Regions from separate parts of the Homo sapiens genome. Here regions 1 and 2 are each linked to region 3. Evidence: read pairs that join two places in POLR2A ChIA-PET (ENCODE). Cell type or tissue: GM12878. All regions are shown on one strand. Each heading gives the region's core, and the rest is flanking DNA. Links, peaks and the distances in the headings are about the cores only.

What was found. Peaks named below come from ENCODE experiments on the same cell type or tissue, not always from the same donor. Only the 100,000 strongest peaks of a DNase experiment are listed, where the experiment ranks them.
Region 1: POLR2A ChIA-PET joins it to region 3 with 5 read pairs; 1 of 35 experiments calls an interaction of 5 or more read pairs at or near these places.
Region 2: POLR2A ChIA-PET joins it to region 3 with 6 read pairs; 3 of 35 experiments call an interaction of 5 or more read pairs at or near these places.

The regions. Positions count from the first base shown.
Region 1 is chr15:90,416,281-90,423,711 of GRCh38, forward strand. All of the region lies in intron 2 of IQGAP1 (IQ motif containing GTPase activating protein 1), which reads left to right. Among named protein-coding and RNA genes, the nearest start is that of IQGAP1, 32 kb to the left of the region's middle. RefSeq lists an enhancer at 3,489-3,538. In GM12878, for the core only: no CTCF peak of the experiment used is centred there; a DNase peak (open chromatin) is centred at 3,611; H3K27ac peaks cover 1,961 bases.
Region 2 is chr15:90,777,724-90,780,223 of GRCh38, forward strand. All of the region lies in intron 12 of BLM (BLM RecQ like helicase), which reads left to right. Among named protein-coding and RNA genes, the nearest start is that of BLM, 62 kb to the left of the region's middle. In GM12878, for the core only: no CTCF peak of the experiment used is centred there; no DNase peak of the experiment used is centred there.
Region 3 is chr15:90,692,933-90,700,363 of GRCh38, forward strand. The region is part of intron 2 of CRTC3-AS1 (CRTC3 antisense RNA 1); the gene reads right to left. Among named protein-coding and RNA genes, the nearest start is that of CRTC3-AS1, 20 kb to the right of the region's middle. In GM12878, for the core only: no CTCF peak of the experiment used is centred there; a DNase peak (open chromatin) is centred at 4,363.

The DNA of each region.
Region 1 (7,431 bases), core at 2,520-5,019, 280 kb before region 3:
CATTTTCTTAATCCATTCTATCATTGATGGACATTTGGGTTGGTTCCAAGTCTTTGCTATTGTGAATGGTGCTGCAGTAAACATACGTGCGCATGTGTCTTTATAGCAGCATGATTTATAATCCTTTGGGTACATACCCAGTAATGGGATGGCTGGGTCAAATGGTATTTCTAGTTCTAGATCCTTGAGGAACTGCCACACTGTCTTCCCCAATGGTTGAAGCAGTTTACAGTCCCTCCAGCAGTGTAAAAGTGTTCCTATTTCTCCACATCCTCTCCAGCACCTGTTGTTTCCTGACTTTTTTTTTTTTTTTTTGAGACGGAGTCTTGCTCTGTTGCCCAGGCTGGAGTGCAGTGGCACAATCTTGGCTCACTGCAGGCTTCACCTCCCGTGTTCACGCCATTCTCCTGCCTCAGCCTCCCGAGTAGCTGGGATTACAGGTGCCCGCCACCACGCCCAGCTAATTTTTTGTATTTTTAGTAGAGATGGGAGTTCTCCGTGTTAGCCAGGATGGTCTCGATCTCCTGACCTCATGATCCACCTGCCTTGGCCTCCCAAAGTGCTGGGATTACAGACGTGAGCCGCTGTGCCCAGCCTGTTTCTTAACTTTTTAATGATCACTATTCTAACTGGTGTGAGATGGTATCTCGTTGTGGTTTTGATTTGCATTTCTCTGATGGCCAGTGATGACCATTTTTTCATGTGTCTGTTGGCTGCATAAATGTCTTCTTTTGCAAAGTGTCTGTTCATATCCTTCCCCTACTTTGTGATGGGGTTGTTTGTTTCTTTTAAATTTGTTTGAGTTCTTTGTAGATTCTGGATATTAGCCCTTTGTCAGATAAGTATATTGCAAAAATTTTCTCCCATTCTGTAGGTTGCCTGTTCACTCTGATGGTAGTTTCTTTTGCTGTGCAGAAGCTCTTTCGTTTAATTAGATCCCATTTGTCAATTTTGGCTTTTGTTGCCATTGCTTTTGGTGTTTCAGACATGAAGTCCTTGCCCATGTCTATGTCCTGAATGGTATTGCCTAGGTTTTCTTCTAGGGTTTTTATGGTTTTAGGTCTAACATTTAAGTCTTTAATCCATCTCGAATTAATTTTTGTATAACGTGTAAGGAAGGGATCCAGTTTCAGCTTTCTACATATGGCTAGCCAGTTTTCCCAGCACCATTTATTAAATAGGGAATCGTTTCCCCATTTCTTGTTTTGGTCAGGTTTGTCAAAGATCAGATGGTTGTGGATATGTGGTATTATTTCTGAGGGCTCTGTTCTGTTCCATTGGTCTATATCTCTGTTTTGGTACCAGTACCATACCATGCTGTTTTGGTTATTGTAGCCTTGTAGTATAGTTTGAAGTCAGGTAGCATGATGCTTCCAGCTTTGTTCTTTTGGCTTAGGATTGTCTTGGCAATGCGGGCTCTTTTTGGGTTCCATATGAACTTTAAAGTAGTTTTTTCCAATTCTGTGAAGAAAGTCATTGGTAGCTTGATGGGGATGGCATTAAATCTATAAATTACCTTGCTCAGTATGGCCATTTTCACGATATTGATTCTTCCTATCCATGAGCATGGAATGTTCTTCCATTTGTTTGTATCCTCTTTTATTTCATTGAGCAGTGGTTTGTAGTTCTCCTTGAAGAGGTCCTTCACATCCCTTGTAAGTTGGATTCCTAAGTATTTTTATGCTGTTCCTTTATGTTACATGTCTCCTTTTCCCATTTTTCACTATTGGAAATAGAATTTATTTGAGCAAAGCCTAGTTCAGATATCATCTCCTATTGTAGCTAGCTGTTAAAGCATAACTGTTACCAGAGAGTAATTCCCTTGAAGGTGCTGACTGGTATTCAGCACAACGTTATACCACTGATAAGTGTTCCACACAGTAGTCAGTTCGAAATGTTTCCTGAATGAATACGTGGGTGTCAGAATAGACACCTTTTTTTTTTTGAGGAATTGACTTAAAATACTTAGGAAAAAAACTTTAAAAAATAGAATAAATATGAAAAGGTATAAGAATTACTATGTAGGCTGAGCAGAGTGGCTCAAGCCTATAATCCTTGCACTTTGGGAGGCTGAGGTGGAAGGATCCCTTGAGCCCAGGAGTTGGAGACCAGCCTGAGTAACATAGGGAGTTGCTGTCTCTACAAATAATTTTAAAAATTAGCCTCGTGTGGTGGTACACACCTGTGGTCCCAGCTACTCAGGAGGCTGAGGTGGGAGCATCACTGATCCCAGGAGGTTGAGGCCACAGTGAGCCGTGTGATTGGGCCACTGAACTCCAGACTGGGTGGCAGAGCGAGACACTGTCTCAAAAAAAAAATTAAAAGACTGTAATTAAAGATAGCCTTTTGTATAAGCATTCATTTTTGTACTAATTGTATCAGCTTCACCAATGTGTAATACTAGGCCTCTCCCTTAGTGCTTGATAGAAGTAAGGGTTGTTAATGAGGTTATATATTGTGGTGTGGGATACTTCAGGAAGCCCAATTTCAGAACTTGAGCATTTGTAAGGGAATGTTCAGTAGGTCGTAACTGTTGTTATTGTTGAAGGAGGAAGTATCCTGTAGCAATTAAGAGTATCAGCTTCATACTGGTTCGTGGCTCACGCCTGTAATCCCAGCACTTTGGGAGGGTAAGGCAGGTGGATGGCTTGAGCCCAGGAGTTTGGACCACCCTGGGTAACATGGTGAAACCCTTTCTCTACAAAAAAAGGCAAAAATTAGCCGGGTGTTGTGGCACATGCTTGTGACCCCAGCTTCTTGAGAGGCTAGGTAGGAGGATCCAGAGGATCGCTTGAACCCTGAAAGTCAAGGCTGCAGTGAGCCATGATCACACCACTACATAGACTCTGTCTCAAAAAAGAAAAAAAAAAAAAAAAGCCAGAGTATGGGCTTCAGAATCACACCAACTTGGGTTCAAGTGAGAGTTTACTTGCCAGATAATCTTGGAATATACTTTTTGGAACCCACAGTTTATCTGTAAAATAATTACAATAATACTTCAGAGGTTGTTGCAAAGATTGAGATAATAATGCATGTAAAGTATTTGGCTTCATGTCTGCCACATGGTGTGAAGATTATTTTTTAAGTGTCATTTATATTGAAAATGAGTCATTCTATGTTACTTCTTTCCTGTTTAGTACTTGTGTTTCAGATCTGACATCACCTTTTTAAAAATTTTGCATTTGAGTGAGATTTGCTAAAGCAGTTCTGGGGTTAAACTTGAAGAGAAAATATTGAATATTTATATTTAATATCCCATGTGAGAGGAGAGATTAAGAACCCTGTTGTCTGCTTGTTACATCTCTTGTGAAAAACATAAAAAATATAAGAGTTTTGTTACTGAACTCTACTTGTGGTTTTGGTCGAGTCTATCATGAAGGTATGTTGTGGAGATTAGTGCAAATAATGATTTAAATATGGAATTATAAAGTTTAGCAGCTCTATATTCGGGGAAAAACGAGTCTCTGTTGATTGAAAAAGCATAATAAAATAATTTATTCTGAGGCTTTGTGGTTATGCAGTGTCAGAATGAAAAAGATGATACTCCTGTTCCATTTCAGGCTGGTCAGACCATACCTGGAACACAGTGTTCAGTTGGAGAAAGTTCAGAGATGAGCAAAAGACGTGAGGGGGCAGAGATGATGTCTAACACTGCTAATATAATACCTGGTAACGTTTTGAGTACTTACTCTGTGCCAGGCACTGTTCTTAGTATTTTATATGTACTATCATCTCTTTAATCCTCATAAACATTCTGTGGGTAGGTGCTATTATTATTCTGTTTTTATGACTAGTGCTTGAAGGAGCTGGAATCATTTTACTTATGGAATTGTCAGCATGTGACTCATCATGAGGGGATAGGAGGAAAGGCACAAATATTTTTTTCAATACCCAGCCAAGCACTGTGCTAGCTCTATTTCACTTGCAATCTTATTTAATCCTCAATGACAAACCTTGGAAGATCCTGTTAGCCTTTTTTAACAAATGAAAGAACTGGTCAAGTGGCTTGCTGTCTTTCTCGGTAAGTGCGAGAGACAGGACATGGAACCAGATCTTTCCAAGTCCATGGCCAGTGCTACTCACATTATGCTTTTATTTTTACGTTCTCTTGCTCCAGGAGGCAGCTTAGGGTGCCAGTAGAGAATTGATGCCGGCTTAGCAAAAACCTTCTGACTACTGGAGTCCAGAAATGAACTAGGTTACCTTGAATGTTTGATTCTCTGTCAGTATTCAGGCTCAGCCTGCTTCCTGATTTGGCTGAGATGTTTTGGGAACATCAAATTGGGGATGGAGTAGAACATGTGAGGGGAGTGGAGGAATTGAGATGGGCTGAAAGATCTTTAATGAGCCTTCCATCCTTGAGATTCTATGATTATTGCTAGGACAGGGTTAAATATGAGAATTGGTGAAAAGTTGTGTTGGCCAGTGATTTTTCTTTTGTGCATAGATTGATTGATTTTGAGACAAGAGTTTCACTGTCGCCCAGGCTGGGAATGCAGTGGTATGATCACTGCTCACTGCATCCTCAAACTCTCAGACTCAGGCAACCCTCCCACCTCAGCCATAGTTTTATTTTTAAATGTCTTTATAGGCCGGGCACAGTGGCTCACGCCTATAATCCCAGCACTTTGGGAGGCCAAGGTGGGCGGATCACTTGAGGTCAGGAGTTCAAGGCCAGCCCGGCCAACATGGCGAAACCCCGTCTCTACTAAGATGTACAAAAACTAGCCGGGTGTGCTGATCCCAGCTACCCAGAGGAGACGGGAGAATTGCTTGAACCCGGAAGCCAGAGGTTGCAATGAGCTGAGATCGTGCCATTGCACTCTAGCCTGGGCGACAAAGCGAGACTCCATCTCAAAGAAAAATTTTTTTTAATAAAGTCTTCATAAAGCTAAATTTATAAAAAAGCTAGAGGCTGGGCGTGGTGGCTCATGCCTATAATCCCAGCACTTTGGGAGGCCGAGGCTGGTGGATCACCTGAGGTCAGGAGTTCAGGACCAACCTGGCCAACATGGTGAAACCCCATCTCTACTAAAAATATAAAAATTAGCCGGTTGTGGTGGCACAAGCCTGTAATCCCAGCCACTTGGGAGGCTGAGGCAGGAGAATTGCTTGAACTTGGGAGACGGAGGTTGCAGTGAGCTGACATCATGCCACTGCACTTCAGCCTGGGCAACAGAGCGAGACTCCGTTTCAAAAAAAAAAAAAAAGCTAGAGATATGGTTTAGCAGCTCTATATTTGGGGAAAAAAGGAGTCTCTGTTGATTGAAAAAGTGTAATAAAATAATTTAAGCTGAGGCTTTGTGGTTATGGAGTGTCATAATGAAGAAGGTGATAGTCCTGTTCCATTTCAGGCTGGTCAGACCATACTTGGAACACAGTATTCAGTAGGAGAATGAATTCAGCCAGGTTTGTTTGTTTGTCTTTTAAGACAGAGACTTGCTCTGCTGTTGCCCAGGCTGGAGTGCAGTGATGCAATCTCAGCTCATGCCTCAGTTTTCCAAGTAGTGGCTGGGATTGCAGGCATACTCCACCACACTTGGCTAATTTTTGTATTTTTTGTAGAGACGGGGTCTCACCCTGTTGGCCAGGTTTTTCTCCAATTCCTGACCTCAAGTGATCCACCCGCGTTGGCCTCCCAAAGTGCTGGGATTACAGGCGTGAACCACTGCACCGGTTCTAAATATTTAAGTTTTATAAGAAAGGTTTTGTGTCTAAGTTGAGAATCACTGGTGGATTTAGTTAAGCTAAAATACCTTTAATTATTAAAAAGTAGGCAGAATGTGGAGAGATACCAGCCTTTTTCCTTCTTGGTATTTCTGCGATTTTTCCCTTTTTAGACAGCCTGTGGAGCTCAACCCCTTTTGGCTTTTCAGGTGATATAGTGAGAGCAAGAGTGATACTGTGAGGAGGATTCTAAACCTAGCAATCAGTCTTGTTATTCCATCTTTGCCACTAGCTATTGGATGACCTTGGATCAGCCTCATTCTTATTTGTAAATGGGAGGAAGTGCAAATAGATTATTAGCCTCTGAGCAGGCTTGTGGCCAGTTAGATTCTTTTTCAATGTTTATATTTTTAATTTTGGAGTTGTACTTCTAAGGACCTTTACTAAGGAATTAATTCTAAATAAAGAAGAACACCGTGCACAAAGATATTCCTTGCACTATTATTTAATGGTTGAAAACATTTAGAAATGACATAAATGTCTAAGATAGGTGACTTATTAAGGACTTGGTTAAATTTTTATGTAAACTTAAAGTCTTCAGAAACTATATAATAACATGGAAAATATAAACATTTCAGAAATGTTTAATAATTGTCTCATTCATATATATATATATATGTATATATATATATGTATATGTATATATATATATGTATATATATATATATATATAATTTTTGAGACAGAGTTTGTATATATAATTTTTGAGACAGAGTTTTGCTCTGTTGCCCAGGTTGGAGTATGGTGGCACGATCATAACTCACTGCAGCCTTGACCTCCTGGGCTCAAACGGTCCTCCTGCTGCAGCCTCTCAAGTAGCTAGGACTACAGGCATGTGCCACCACGCCTGGCTAATTTTTAAATTTTTTGTAGAGACAGGGTCTGGCTGTGTTGCCAGGCTGGTCCTGAACTCTTGGGCTCAAGCAATCCTCCTGCCTTGGCCTCCCAAAGTGCTGGGATTACAGGCGTGAGCTACTGTGCCTGGCCATTTTTAGATATATATTATATTAAAAACAAACAAAGGGATTTTCCCTAGAAGTGCATTTGCTTCCTGGCTCTCAGGTTTTCTGATTCTGTGATTTAGTAGAAGAAGGGGAAATCTCATGTGAGCTGTAGAGAAAGACTGAAAGAAGTGTTTGTTGTGTCATCTTGGAATTCGAGTAGAATCCAAACTTCTGCTAACATTAAAAATGTTAACATGGCACTTTACTTTTCAAAGCAGTTTGGTCCTGATTTGTTCGTTTGTGACAGGGTTTCACTTTGTCACCCCAGTTAGAGTGCAGTGCCACCATCTCAACTCACTGCAGCTTCTACCTCCCAGGTTAAAGTGATCCTCCTGTCTTAGCCTCCCAAGTATCTGAGACTATAGGTGCACACCACCACACTGGCAAATTTTTGTATTTTTAGTAGAGATGGGGTTTCGCCATGTTGTCCAGGCTGGTCTGGAACTCCTGACCTCAAGTGTTCGGCCTGCCTTGGCCTCCCAAAGTGCTGGGATTACAGGTGTGAGCCACTGCATCCTACCTAGTCCTGATTTATTTTATAAACAAACCAGGTGATACTCCATTGTGAAATAGCTCAGATTGGTGGGCAAGCCACATATGTGGTGAGGTGACTTGGAAGGCAGCTTCAGGTTTGAGCAGTTGTTTAGAAACAATGTATTTTGCCTCCCTGTTTATTCTAGCTCATTCTTTCTGTTTAATA
Region 2 (2,500 bases), core at 1-2,500, 82 kb after region 3:
ATTTAGTGGGTTGCTTTTTTTCTGTATTTTCACAGAATTGTACAACCATCCCCAATATCTAAGTTTACAGCATTTTTATCACCCCAGCGAGAAACCTGGTACCCATTAGCAGCTGCTCCGCATCTTCTCCCTCTTGTTTGTGCCCGGCTTCTTTCACTGAGCGTAGTTTTCAAGGGTCATCCATGTTGTAGCATTGGTCAGTAAGTACTTCATTCATTTTTATAGCTGAATAATATTGCAGTGTATCAGTATTTTGCATTTTATTTATCCATTTATCAATTGATGGGAACTGTCTGTAACTAGGTATTTGGTAATTCCAAACATCTTATTTTCCAACAGGCAGAGTAAGATTTGTTACATGTAATAAACTCCAAGGGTCTATTAACTTTTTCATTATAACAAATTGTGTAAATATTGCTTTCAGTTAGTTACCCACAGTCCTTTTGCAGTAGAGATAGTTGTCTTGGTTTTAATTGGATTCATGATCTACAACTTTATGTTCTAATCTCATGTCATTTTTATTATTTTTAGTAAAAGTAATTTGTTTGACTAAATTAACTGGTAAACAGTTCTGAGCTTTTTCAATTGTGTCTACAAATTTTAAGAAATTCAGATTATGTGCCAGATGTTTTTAGTAACAGCTTTGTTGCGGTATAATCCACATACCATACAATTCCCATATTTAAAAAGTACAATTCAAAGTTTTTAGTATATTCAGAATTGTACAACCATTGCCAGAGTTTTAGAACATTTCATCACCCTCCAAAAACACCCATGCCCATTGCAGTTCAATCTCCTTTTCCCCTCACATCCCCATCCTGCCAGCCCTAGGCAACCACTAATCTGCTTTCTATGTATAGATTTGCCTACTCTGGGTATCTCGTGTAAATAGAATCATCCAATATGTGATCTTTTTTGTGACTGTCTACTTAGCATAATGTTTTCACGGTTTATTGGTGAATAATATTCCATTGTAGACGTCTACGACATTTTATTCATCAGTTGATATTGGGTTGTTTCCATTTTTATTTTTTACTATTATGAATAATGCTGGTATAATCATACATGTATAAATTTTTGTGTGGACATATGTTTTCATTTCTCTTAGGTATATGCCCAGGAGTGAAATTATTGGGTCATATAGAAACTCTATGTTTAACCCTTTCTTTTTTTTTTTTTTGAGACGGAGTCTCACTCTGTAGCCCAGGCTGGAGTGCAGTGGTGCGATCTTGGCTCACTGCAACCTCCACCTCCCAGGTTCAAGTGATTCTTCTGCCTCAGCTTCCTGAGTAGCTGAGACTACAGGTGTGCGCCACCACGCCCAGCTAATTTTCGTATTTTTAGTAGAGATGGGGGTTTCCCCATATTGGCCAGGCTGGTCTTGAACTCCTGACCTCATGATCCGCCCAACTCAGCCTCCCAAAGTGCTGGAATTACAGGCATGAGCCACCGTGCCCAGCCTATGTTTAACGTTTTAAAGAACTGTCGCACTGTTTTCCAAAGTGGCTGTGCCATTTTACATTTTCACTAGCGATGTATGAGGGTTCTAATTTTTTCATATCCTCACCAACACTTGTTTTTGTCTCTCTTTTTGACCCAAAGATTTTTTTAAATTAATAAAACACTTTTCTGAAAATAAATATATTTTTTTAATGTGGGAAAAAGCAATAAGGCCATTGTTATGCCCAGTCACCATAGCATTCCTATCGGTGGAGAGACTCATGCACCGTTTCCAACTTAAGCCCAAATCAACTCAAATGCATTTTAAGATTTTCTTCATCATTTGTATTCCTAGACAATTCTTTAATCTACTACCTTTTTTGCCACAATCTGCTACACATTCTGCCTTTTCAAGCACTAAAAGGACTCTAGGAGTTTTTTGCAAAGAAATGCTGTCATAAGAGTGGTGGTATCAAAGTATTGTTTAACGGTAGTCTCAAAGACTTTCAGGGTAATGCATTCTGTGATTATAGAGATGAAAGAAACAACATCATAAAGTGAAGGTCATCTTCATTCCCACCACCTTATTCTCAGTATATCTGAAATCAGAACATCCTAATAAGGACCAAAATACTTTGTTCCTAGTTATTCTTCACCCTTAACAGAAATAAGTAAAACACCGAAAGATATGAGGCCCTCCTACCAAGGATTTCTAGTGCTTTAATTAAAGAAAATTTCACCTACACTCATACTATTTTTCAGTTTGCTTTGTTTGGTGTCCTGGAGGTTTTTACATCCTGGAACAGTGCACAGTGGTAAAATTCAGAATGGATGAAAAGTAGGATTGGTTTGTTTGTTTTCAGGAAGTGAGGCAATCGTAAAAGGGAAAAATGGGAAAGGCGAAACAAGCAGGATGTCTTTTTTTTTTTTTTTTTCTTTTTAGACAGAGTCTCACTCTTCGCCCAGGCTGGAGTGCAGTGGTGTGATGTCGGCTCACTGCAACCTCCGCCTCTCAGGTTCAAGCGATTCTCCTGCCTCAGCCTCCTGAGTAGCTGGAATT
Region 3 (7,431 bases), core at 3,041-5,540:
TTTAGAAGAGACGGGATTTTACCATGTTGGCCAGGCTAGTCTAGAACTCCTGACCTCAAGTGATCCACATGCTTTGGCCTCCCAAAGTGCTGGGATTACAGGCGTGAGCCACCACGCCCGACCTCTTCTTCTTTTTTTTTTTTTTAGAGATAGACTCTTGCTCTGTTGCCCAGGCTGGAGTGAGTGGCACGATCCTGACTCATTGCAACCTCAACCTCCCGGGCTCAAGCCATCCTCCCACCTCAGTCTCTTGAGTAGCTGGTATTACAGGTGCACGCCACCATGCCCGGCTAATTTTTTAATTTTTTAGTAGAGACGCGGTTTTGCTATGTTGCCAAGGCTGGTCTCGAACTGCTGAGCTCCAGTTATCTGCTTGCCTCAGCCTCCCAAATTGCTGGAATTACAGGTGTGAGCCACCATGCCTGGCAGATATTTCAAATTTGAGTAGGAAAACTTTTAACAACTCTTTGATGATGACAGTGTAGTATATTTTGTATATGGTGATAGTTCTACACATCTCTAAACATATATTTCTATTTATGTGATCAGTATTTTTTCATCTGGATGAAATTAACAGAATAATACTGTTGTGAATCATGCCGTTCCATTATCTGTCAAAAAATGGCAGAGACAGGCCAGGTGCAGTGGCTCATACCTATAATCCCAACACTTTGGGAGGCTGAGGCAAAAGGACTGCTTGAGCCCAAGAGTTCAAGACCAGCCAGGGCAACATAGTGAGACCCCCATCTCTACCAAAAAAAAAAAAAAAAAGGCAGACATGATAGTACTGTGGTCTACAATGGAACACACTGGAACATATCCATAGCATCTAATGACTTTTATCAAAAGTCCTTCATTCATCATACCCCCTTTATTTCACATGAGCCATTCCAGGAATCATGTGAACAAGAAGAAGATTCTTGAGTGCCATCAAGTGGCCATTTGGGGAAAACCACAGGTGATCTGGGTGTAAGACCATCAGCCTCTACATAATTTCCTCCCTGAATTTGGGGTCTGGTTTTGGAGCAGAGAAATGTTAAAAAAAAAAAAAAAGTTGTCAGAGGAACCTAGTTGGAGGTTGAGGATGAAACCAAAGCCATGGCCTGAGAAGGGAGAAAATGGCTGAAGTAGCCAAAGATTATTTTTTTAAAGACTTTATTTTATTTTATTATTTTTTTTGAGATAGAGTCTCACTCTGTCACCCAGGCTGGAGTGCAGTGGTGCAATCTCGGCTCACTGCAAGCTCCGCCTCCTGGGTTCAAGCGATTCTCCTGCCTCAGCCTTCCGAGTACCTGGGATAACAGGCGCGCGCCACCACACCCAGCTAATTTTTGTAATTTTAGTAGAGACAGGGTTTCATCATGTCAGCCAGGCTGATCTCGAACTCCTGACCTCAGGTGATCCACCTGCCTTGGCTTCCCAAAGTGCTGAGATTACAGGTGTGAGCCACTGTACCCGGCCAGACTTTATTTTTTTGAGAGCAGTTTTAGGTTCATAGCAAAATTAAGAGGAAGGCACTGAGATATCTCATATGCCCCCCCAACACATGCACAATCCCCCCCATTAACAACATCCCCCACCAGAGTGCTACATTTATTACAACTGATGAACCTACATTGACACATCATCACTCAAAGTGTATAGTTTATATTAAGGTTCATTCTTGTTGTTGTACAATCTATGGACAAATGGAAAAATATATAGGACATGTGTCCACCATTATAGTATCATACAGAGTATTTTCACTGCCCTAAAACTCCTCTATTCTCTGCCTATTCATCCCTTCCTGCCCTCAGCCCCTGGCAACCACTGATCTTTTTACCATCTCCACAGTTTTGTCTTTTCCAGAATGCCATATTGTTGGAATAATACAGTGTGTAGCCTTTTCAGACTGGCTTCTTTCACTTAGCATTATGGAATTAAGTTTTCCTCATGTCTCTTTACGGCTTGGTAGCTCATTTCTTTTTAATGCTGGATAATATTCCATTGTTTGAATGTATCACAATTTATCCATTCACCTACTGAAGGACATTTTAGTTACTTCCAAGTTTTGGCAGTTATGAATAAAGCTGCTATAAATACCTGTGCAGGGTTTTGTATGGACATAAGTTTTCAAAGCCAACATTGGATCATATGGCAAGAGTAGGTTTAGTTTTGTAAGAAACTACCATACTGTCTTCCAAAGTGGCTATGCCATTCTGCATTCCCATCAGCAATGAGAGTTCCTGTTGCTCCACATGCTTGCCAGCATTTGATGTTGTAAGTGTTCTGGACTTTGGCCATTCTAATAGGTATGCAATGACATCTTATTGTTGTTTTATTTTGCTTTTCCCTGATGAAAGGGAAATGTGGAGCATCTTTTCATATGCTTATTTGCCATCTGTTTATCTGCTTTGGTAAGGTGTCTGTTAAGGTCTTTGGCATATTTTTGGGTTTGCTTTTGTTTTTTGAGACAGAGTCTTGCTCTATTGCCCAGACTGGAGTGCAGTGGCACAATCATGGCTCACTGCAACCTCCGCCTCCTGGGCTCAAGCCATCCTCCCATTTCAGCCTAGCAAGTAGGTGGGACAACAGGCCTGCACCACGACACCCAGCTAATTTTTATATTTTTTGTAGAGACGAGGTCTCACTATATTGCCCAGGCTGGTATTGAATTTCTGGGTTCAGGCAATCTTACTGCCTCAGCCTCCCAAAGTGTTAGGATTATAGGTACGAGCCACCATGCCAGGCCTTTGACTCATTTTTTAATCAGGTTGTTTGTTTTCTTATTGTTAAGTTTTGAGAATTCTTTGTATATTTTGGATAATGGTCCATTATCAGATATATCTTTTGCAAACATTTTCTTCTAGTCTGTCTTGTCTTTTTGTTCTCTTAAGAGTGTCTTTTGTAAAGCAGAAAATTTTAATTTTAATAAAGTCCACCTTATTAATTCTGTCACGGATCATGCTGCTGGTGTTACATCTCAACAGTCATCACCGACTAACTGCAACCTCCACCTCCCAGGTTCAAGCAACTCTCCTGCTTCAGCTATCTGAGTAGCTGGGATTATAGGCATGCGCCACCATGCCTGGCTAATTTTTGTATTTTTAGTAGAGACAGGGTTTCACCATGTTGCCCAGACTGGTCTCTAACTCCTGACCTCAGGTGACCTGCCCACCTCCAAAAGTACTGGGATTACAGGCGTAAGCCACCGTGCCCGGCTGGAACATCTCATAACACTTCTTTAGAAGATACTTGGAAGGCATGTAAAAGTCATTAATCTAAAAACATTTGGAAATTTATTTCTCCTCATTGTTTTCCCATAAATGTGAACAACCCAAAAGTTATAGATGGGCCAGGAGCAGTGGTTCACGCCTGTAATCCCAGCACTTTGGGAGGCCAAGGAAGGCAGATCACTTAAGGTCAGGAGTTCGAGACCAGCCTGGCCAACACTGCGAAACCCCGTCGCTACTAAAAATACAAAAATTAGCCAGGTGTCATGGCGCATGCCTGTAATCCCAGCTACTCAGGAGGCTGAGGCAGGAGAATTGCTTGGACCCTGGAGGCAGAGGTTGCAGTGAGCCAAGATCGCACCACTGCACTCCAGCCTAGGCGATAGAGCTAGACTCCGTCTCAAAAAAATAAAAATAAAAAACAAAAGTTATAGGTGGAATAAAAAAAATTGACAGATTTATTAGGAGAGTAGACGTTTTGATAAAAACAATCAATTAATCACCTATCAGAACGTCAGACAAAAATCAAAATGGGCACATTACACCACTTCATGCTCTAAAACCAATGAACAGACTCATCTACATGAAAGATGATAGTAAAATGTCTTTAAGGATAGTAAGGGTTCATTCAGGTGGGCAGTAATTGCAACAGTTGCAAACCCAAGTATTAGTCAGGGTCCTGGCGGAAAAGAGTTGGCAAACGCAAGAGAGAATTTTTTTTTTTTTTTTTTTTATGAGACGGAGTCTCGCTCTGCCACCCAGGCTGGAGTGCAGTGGCGCAATCTCGGCTCACTGCAACCTCTGCCTCCCGGGTTCACGCCAATTCTCCTGCCTCAGCCTCCCGAGTAGCTGGGACTACAAAAATTTTTTGTATTTTTAGTAGAGACAGGATTTCACCGTGTTAGCCAGGATGGTCTTGATCTCCTGACCTCGTGATCCGCCTGCCTCGGCCTCCCAAAGTGCTGGGATTACAGGTGTGAGCCACTGCGCCCAGCCAAAAGAGGATATTTAAGAGATGCTAATGAAGCAATTACTTACTAAAGTATAGGTAGGGTTCAGGGAACCACAAAGAATGAAACTAGCAACAGAAGGAAACCACCACCACACTTTTTAGTTGAGAGGGCAAAAGGAAGGAGAGGTTCTTGAAATCTGATGTATAGCTACAGCACAAAAGCCACCTGACAGGGGTTATGACCTTGGGCAAAGGATGCAGCCACCAGTGAACCAGGACCTGGCTCTGTACTCCCACCCTTTGATCTGTTGATACATGTCACAGGCCAAACCCAGCCTCCTGATTGACAGAGAGAAATGAGTCTGAAGGACCAATCAGAAAAAGATCTAGTACATCCAACTTCAATTTGGCTTTAAAAAGTTAGGGCATTTTGGCTGGGCATGGTGGCTCATGACTGTCATCCCAGAGCTTCGGGAGGCTGAGGTGGGAGGATGGTTTGAGACCCGGAGGTTGAGGCTGCAGTAAGCTATGATGGCACCACTGCACTCCAGGCTGGGTGACAGAGCACAACACCATCTCAAAAAAAAAAAAAAAAAAAAAGCCTCGCATGGTGGCTATCAAGTCTGTAATCCCAACACTTTAAAGAGGCCAAGGAAGGAGGATCACTTGAGTCTAGCATTTTGAGACCTGCCTGGGCAACACGGTGAAACCCCATCTCTACAAAAAATACAAAACTTAAAAAGAAAAAAAAAATCAAAAATTAGCCAGGCAACACATACGTGTGGTTCCAGCTACTCTGGAAGCTGACGTGTGAGGATCACATGAGCCTGGGGAGGTGGAGGCTGCAGTGAGCTCCAGCCTGGGTGACAGAGTGAGACCCTGTCTCAAAACAAAACAAAACACAACAAAACATACAAAATTAGTCGGGCTCCCCCTTGAGCCCAGGAGTTGAGGCTGGAGCAAGCCATGATGCGGCCACTGTACTCTATCCTGGGCAACAGAGTGAGACACTGTTTCTGAAAAAAAAAAAAAAAAGTTAGTCCGGGTGCAGTGGCTCACGCCTGTAATCCCAGCACTTTGGAAGGCCGAGGCGGGTGGATCATGAGGTAAAGAGATCGAGACCATCCTGGCTAACACAGAGAAACCCCGTCTCTACTAAAAATACAAAAAATTAGCCAGGTGTGGTGGCAGGCGCTGGTAGTTCCAGCTACTCAGGAGGCTGAGGCAGGAGAATGGCGTGAACCTGGGAGGTGGAGCTTGCAGTGAGCTGAGATCACGCCACTGCACTCCAGCCTGGGCGACAGAGTGAGACTCCATCTCAAAAAAAAAAAAAAAAAAAGTTAGGGCATTTTATTATTTCATTAAACAACATTTCCTGAAGTAGGGCAGCTAAGCCCCATGGTTGGTGGATTTGCTGACGTTGTGAAGGGCCCTCAGTCTTTCTGTCTTTCTCTTCATTCCATCCTGATCACAAGAAGGCTGCTGCAGCTCCAGATGCCACAGTCAGCCTCAGCAAGGATTAGCAAAAGAGAATGAGTCTTCCTGGGGGTCTCTTTTAAAGAATGAGGAAACTTCTTGGAAGCCTCCCCATGAAATCTGTCTCATGGGCCAGAACTGTATCACATGTCCATGCTGGGCCAATCCTCATCCAGGGAAAAGGTACCCAGCTAATCAAGATTTGCCCCTGAGCTGGGGAAGGTGTTGGTTGGCGGAGGGGAGCATAGATGTGCCTACAAAAACCAAGATTCTGCTAACGGAAAAGAGGGAAGAAAGGCTTTGTGAAGGCAAAGGTGTATGAAAAAGACTGCAAGACAATTGTGAGGTTTTTAGTAGACTGGAGGTAGAATAAAGATGTTGGAGGCTGGGCACAGAGGCTCGTGTCTGTAGTCCCAACACTTTGGGAGGCTGAGGTGGTAGGATTGCTTGAGGCCAGGAGTTCAGAGACCAGCCTGGGCAACATAGACTCCATCTCTACAAAAAAATACAAGCAGGCAGCCAGGCGCCGTGGCTCACACCTGTAATCCCAGCACTTTGGAAGGCCGAGGTGGGTGGATCATGAGGTCAGGAGATCGAGAACATCCTGGCTAACATGGTGAAACCCCATCTCTACTAAAAATACAAAAAATTAGCCGGGCGTGGTGGCGGGCGCCTGTAGTCCCAGCTACTCGGGAGGCTGAGGCAGGAGAATGGCGTGAACCCGGGAGGCCGAGCTTGCAGTGAGCCGAGATCGTGCCATTGCACTCCAGCCTGGGCCACAGAGCGAAACTCCGTCTCAAAAAAAAAAAAAAAAAAATACAAGCAGGCATGATGGCTCACACCTGTAATCCCAGCACTTTTGGAGGTGGGTGGATCACTTGAGGTCAGGAGCTTAAGACCAGCCTGGCCAACATGGCAAAACCCCGTCTCTACTAAAAATACAAAATTAGCCGGGCGTGGTGGCAGGCACCTGTAATCCCAGCTGTTCAGGAGGCTGAGGAAGGAGAATTGCTTGAATCTGGGAAGCACAGGTTGCAGTGAGCTGACATCGCGCCACTGCACCCCAGCCTGGGCAACAGAGGGAGACTCTGTCTCAAAAAAAAAAAAATTACCAGGATGGTGAAGTGCACCTCTAGTTCCAACTACTCAGGAGGCCGAAGTGGGAGGAAAGCTTGAGCCTGGGAGGTTGACGCTGCAGTGAGCTGTGACTGCGTCACTGCACTCCAGCCTGGGTGACAGAGCAGGACCCTATCTCCAAAAAAAAAAAAAAAAAAAAAAAAAAAAAAAAAAGATGCTGGGTTTACTGGGAGGCAAAGCATAAGGGTAATATGACCAGCAGAGATGAGTAAAATGTAATATTTACATATTCGACAGTTGATAGGAATTGCATTTTGGTTTTTAGAAGGAGTGCTGAGGTGGAGCAGCCCCATAAAGAGGGACACCAGGATGAAAACACAAGAAGCCTCTACCAAGACAGCTGTCCTGGCCACAGAACACAGGCTGGAGGCAAAGCAGGTATTTTCCAGCGTAAGAAGAATGATCACAGGCACTAGGGCGTTGTCTCCATTAGTCTGTGTTTGTATAATGAAGGTTGTTTTTTTTAATGGAAGAGTGAACTGCTTACTGTAATCAGGGATACCTAATGCTAGGACTCATTTAAGGGAAGAAAAAGCCTTTTAGATGTTAAGACCAAGGTAATCATTTGACATTGCTAGCTTGAGTTAGATGTAGTAGATGTTTTGTATCTGAAGTATATTTTAGTATTTACTGTCAGCTAAGGCCAGACATGTC